Linked DNA regions of Homo sapiens: region 2 is linked to region 1. A link is a contact called in ENCODE Hi-C or POLR2A ChIA-PET data. All regions are on one chromosome and are shown on one strand. The core of a region is the stretch at or near the end of the contact, and the rest is flanking DNA. Distances in the headings are between cores, read along the strand shown.

The links. Hi-C counts contacts between places; a loop is a spot of excess contacts on that map. ChIA-PET counts read pairs that join two places held with the same protein, here RNA polymerase II (POLR2A). Pooled maps may share reads with other maps.
Region 2: a pooled map shows a loop between it and region 1 (2.1-fold over the local background). The contact joins two enhancer-like sites. A Hi-C loop is called at or near these places in 2 of 168 maps with a recorded cell type or tissue (ovary and posterior cingulate gyrus) and 1 of 50 pooled maps. POLR2A ChIA-PET finds 5 or more read pairs at or near these places in 1 of 52 experiments (endothelial cell of umbilical vein).

What each region holds. Positions count from the first base shown.
Region 1 is chr4:25,102,289-25,104,988 of GRCh38, forward strand. No RefSeq gene overlaps it. Among named protein-coding and RNA genes, the nearest start is that of SEPSECS, 57 kb to the right of the region's middle. Within about 2 kb of position 1,308, at least 9 of the 41 ENCODE cell types and tissues checked have a DNase peak (open chromatin) inside an H3K27ac peak, as active enhancers do; they include ovary, where a contact is called at or near this core.
Region 2 is chr4:25,059,828-25,062,527 of GRCh38, forward strand. No RefSeq gene overlaps it. Among named protein-coding and RNA genes, the nearest start is that of LGI2, 30 kb to the left of the region's middle. Within about 2 kb of position 1,329, at least 2 of the 41 ENCODE cell types and tissues checked have a DNase peak (open chromatin) inside an H3K27ac peak, as active enhancers do; they include ovary, where a contact is called at or near this core.

The DNA.
Region 1 (2,700 bases), core at 58-2,557:
CAAAACCATGATAATCATCTTAACATCCAATGTTTATTAAGCACTTACCATGTATCAAGCACTAACATTGTATTTAATCCTTTCAACCTTCAAAGGTAGTTACTATGATCTCTCATTTTATAGCTGAGAAAACTGCCTCAAAAAAAAAAATTTAAGAAACATTCTCAAGGGCCCCCTCACAAGTCAGCAGTGAAATCAAGTTTCAAGCCCAGGTCTCTCAGATGTTGAACTCCGAGCTCTTGCTGCCTAAGTGGTTCAGAAATACCCGGAAAGAGGCCGGGTGTGGTGACTTACGCCTATAAATTCCAGCATTTTGGGAGGCCAAGGTGGGTGGATCACCTGAGGTCAGGAGTTCAAGACCAGCCTGGGCAACAAGGTGAAATCCCATCTCTACTGAAAATACAAAAATTAGCCAGGTGTGGTGGTGCACATCTGTAGTACCAGCTCCTGGGGAGGCTGAGGAGGGAGAATTGCTTGAACCCAGGAGGCGGAGGTTGCAGTGAGCTCGGATCGCACCACTCCACTCCAGCCTGGGTGACAGAGCGAGACTCTGCCTCAAAAAAGAAAGAAGAAAGAAAGACAGAAAGAAAGACGAAAGAAAGAGAAAGAAAGAAGGAAGGAAGGAAGGAAAAGAAAGAGAGAAAGGAAGGAAGGAAGGAAGGAAGGAAGGAAGGAAGGAAGGAAGGAAGGAAGGAAGGAAGGAAAGAAAGAGTGGAAAGATTTTTTTTTTTTTTTAATTACAGAGATCCAGGCCAACCCCTAGAGATCTGGGTCACTGGGTCTGGGGTGGGGGCCCAGACACCAGATTTTTTTCAGTGCTCCCAAAGTACTACAAATGGGCAGCCAGGATCAAGAGCCACTGGTCAAATCACATGGGATGAAGCTCTTATTTCTGTAAAGCAGTTTCAGGCATTTGTACAAAAACCATGTGACACTGACCTCCCAAACTCCCAGCAGCTTGGGGCGACCCCATGTTTCAGTAAACACCTCCCTTTAGATTACCTACACAATCTCGGCCAGCTCCTGATGGATGGAACTGAGATCTGACTTAAAGGAAGTGAGTGAGGGGTGAGGAATGGACTAGATGAGAAGAAGAGAAGCTCTCTTTTTTATTTGGCCTATCATTTTTAGAAAACACACTTTATAGTACTATGAAGGAACAGAAAGCAGCTGCTTTGGGAAACTCTGGGGGATGTCAGCTCCTGGCTTGTCACGGTTATGATCCATGTTCTGTTCCACTCCACTTACAAGAACAAATTTCCCCATGAAATGCCGGGTACAGTGTACACAGCTGGGCCCACCACACACACCGCAGCAAGGGCCAGGAAAGGGCCTGGCTGAGATAGGGCACGAGCCAGCCTTCCTCATCCTGGGGCCAGTTGGTTTTGTAGTTGTTGGAGGAGGGGAAGGGAGTTATTTGGTTTTTTTCCCAGAGGTTGGATGAATATAATCATTCAGGAGTTCCTCTCTGAACATTCTTCCTTGCTTTAAAAAAAAAAAAAAAAAAAAAAAAGCCTGGACTGCAATTTTGTCTTTATGGCCTTTCCCAGGAGATCGGCTTTTATTTCAAAAGTAAAACCCCAGCACAAAGGGTAAGGAAGCTTGCAAACCTTTTGAGGATGGCTGTATAGCAAAAGCTTTCATGAGAATGCTTCTGCAAGTCCTGTATTATCAGGAAAACGGCTTTTGCACTTGTTCTCAAAAATCTCCAGGTTCCTTCTGATTTTATGATTCTGAGTCTCTTGGTTCTAACACAGTGCTGGGCACATAGTTGATATTAAGCATGAAAATGGTGGTTTTTTGTTTTGTTTTGTTTTGTTTTGTTTCGTTTTGTTTTGTGTGTGAAAAAACATGAGCAGAAAAGAACGCCTATTGGCCAACTAGCTTCGTTCTTCATCAGCAAGACTCAGGACTTCAGTATCCCCTGAAATGTGAAATGATTACCAAATGGCTTGAATTTTGATGATACATTTCACCACTGGAGTGAAATTTAAGAAAAAAAATGCAAATACAAAATTATCCTATGTTTGTTGTTAGTATTTTAATGTGTTTCTACAAACAAACAAGAAAACATTAAAACTATATTCAGAGGGGTGGGGAGGGAGAGGAGATTCGATCCAGTGCTGGGAAGGATGTTATCCATTTCTAAAAGGCAACAGGGAGACCTTTGAACCCAGGACTCAACTCTTAAGACCTTCCTTTCAAACTGATTGTTACTCAACATCCTTTGCCTACAACCAAAGACAAATCGACCTATCTGTGCCAGATCACACTTCTCCTTCCTGTCCAAAAGGATAATGTGAGGGTCTCTGATAACATCTCACAAGATCAAGGTCCACCTGGTCTGGAGCATTTTGCAAATCCATATTAACCACATCCCAAAAGAGCCAGTGAGCCCATGAGAGTCCTGGGTGATTTTTACTCTTTTCTTCTACCAGTGTGCCAAACTGCCTAACAATTTTATAAGGGATTAACACCCTCCCATCTGGAACTTCTGCAATTTACCATTTTTTCCTTAAAAGGGAACTAAAAAAGCTCTTTCCATCGCCGGCTCTCTCATGCCACTGCCATACCTCGTGGTTCCTCAGGGAATACTCACAGCAGTTCCATGGCCATATCAGCAAGTTTTTCAGTGTCCTGGGGTGCAATTTAGCTGAGCTTTGGACATGGATGGTACTAATTTAAAGGAACTAGACATTT
Region 2 (2,700 bases), core at 79-2,578, 42 kb before region 1:
CCAATAAACTTATTCGTGGAGGCCAGGGGAGTTTCTTCAGACCCCCAATAAAACTTGTTTAATTCTAAACAGATTAAGAATTCCTGTTAAGAATTCCTTTATTATCTTGTCATGCTTCAAGGCCCAGGAAAGCCCTGGGCAAAACTCTTGGTGGGCTTTTGTTACCTTCCTGCCTTTGTATAAGGGCACTGGCTCTCTCAGCTTTAATATTTAACTTAACCACTCAGTCAGTGCTGAAACAGTTGTTATGGAGGTCTGCGTTAGTGAGACCTAGCCTGCCACAAAGCTACATTCACAGATTCCACAGATGAAGACATAGATATATCTTTTTTGGGTGAGGGGAGGGGGCATCATTCAACCCACTATAATCAATTGGGAAAATTCTGTCTCTCTCTCTCTTTTGCATACACACACACACACACACACACACACATATACACACTCCACTACTCTACTTCATCACCAACATCATTCACCCAGCTTAGCGCTCGATGTTTTTTGCTTTTTCCAAATGTTAAATCAACTGTTAAAAGACAAGAAATATGTTCCACAGCCAATAATAGAAAACCTTATCACAGTAGCATAAATAAAGAGGAAAAATATTTGCCAACATCCACAAAAGTTAGTCAGTGGGAAAGGTCTGCTTTGAACTCTCTCACCATGGCGGACTCCCCCAATCATCAGAAAAGGGATTCAGACCTCTTTACTTGGAAGGTGTCATCAATCCATTTTATACTCTTTCTCTGCCCTAATTCAGCAATTGCTTCTTCTGTTTTTAATCGGAATGTATGTTTTCTAGTTTATTCTTAGTACACATTAGTCTGCCAAGTTAAATGTGATTAAGACAGCTCTTGGGCCTGTGATATTTTTAAGGGTAAAGGGAGGTCCTTCATAGAGCCATAATTTTCCACAGAATCATCTGAAGGCTTAATTTATATCATTGCTCATGTCCTGGCTTAAGTCGATGAAAAGCAAACAGTGACGTAAATGAAGACTCCAGATGACTTTACTGAGATTATACCCCATACTCCCGTTACTGGTTGGGAGCAAATAGAATCTTTTACTGAAATATAGCTGCGCTGACTAACAGTCACCAAGAATAAACTGGGAAGAGCATTAGATGCAGAAATAGAACAAGTAATTGCCCTGAGTTAAAAAATAAAATAAAAAGTGACGTGCTTTGTAGATGAGTCAAATTCCATATCATTTTCAACGTAAGGGTGAAACAAAGTTCTACGTAGAATGTTTGCAGATTCTTTAGAAAATGGAGGAGTGAACGAAATTGAGCCTTAAGAGCGCACCCTTGTGATGAGTTAGAGGGTGCCTCCCTCCCCTGGCTGTGCTGGTGGCTTACAGATATGAGCAAGAGGTTTTAGACAGAATTAATTAAAATGTAAAGAAGACAGAGCCCTCAAAATCTTCTCTCTCATTTCTTCTCTAAAATTGAGTAGCCAAATATAGGACTGACCATGCAAGTATATGGATTAGTCTAACAAAACACTAATCTGACACATATTTTATGAAACGCATAATAGACTTTCCATCGATGAATTAAAGCTACAAGTCACTGTACTAAGGCCATTACATACATCTCCAATATTTACAACAACCCTGCCCTTTTATAGATAAGGGAATTAGGACTCAGAAAGGCAAAGAATTTACCCAGGGCCACAGATAGAATTTCCTTGATTCCCAAATACCATTGATTGTGGTACTCACCATTGATTTCATAACTGCTTCACAGGGACCAACAAAAAATGCACTTCATTAAGTGTATGGCTCTGTTATAAGATGAATTTTGCTTTCAAGTACGTTAAAATTTGAAGGAGACAAAAGAGCATCTGAAATTCACAGAAATATGACAGACATCAGCCCTGAGAATGGGCTGTACATGTCAAGGTCTTCTGGTCCCAGGATCTAGGCTCTCTCCTCTGCAGAGCCTGCTTGTTCTCTGCTCCATGCACCAGGTGCCGACGATGGCAGATCACACTGAGAATGACAACCAGAACTCTGTGCAACAAAACCACAGTTTTAGTTCTGTTCTCCCCTTGTTAGCTTTTCTGTAACTGCATCAGTAAGGACTGTTTTGAAAATCAAGTTATCGATTCATCAACATCCCCTTCATCCATTTCCTTATTCTGGGAATATTGTGAGTCAGAGCCTATGTCAGGTCCTGGAGGGACAGCAGAGAGCAAAACACACCGTCCTCATGGAGTTTACACTTGAGTTGGAGGAAGTGGAGAGAGGGGAGGCAGGGACATTATCAAATCATCATCCAAACCAATAGGAGGTAGAATTGAGGCCTGTGCTGCACAGAAGAAGTTCTGAGTGCTCTGAAAGCCTCTCTCAGGACTTTGACTTACTTGAGGAGCTCATGGATGGCATCCCTGAACCAATGTCTGAAAGTGAGAAGTTACTGTTGCTTAGAAAGGAAGGAAGAGCATGCTCAGCAGAGGGCAGTGTGTGTGCAAAGGCCCTGTGGTGGGTAGGACCAAGAAGGGTACAAGTAAGTACAAGCAGGCAAGGTCCTCAGTGCAGAAGTAAGGAAGCTGACAAGGTGGTGGGGGAGCATGGCAGGTTTCAGAGGCCACCGGCCAATTACAGAGTGTCAGGTAAGAATACAGACACTGAAGCCTGTCTCTCTGGGTTCAAGTCCCAGCTCCATCACTTAATAGCTAGGCTACTTAATTTTGCTTATAT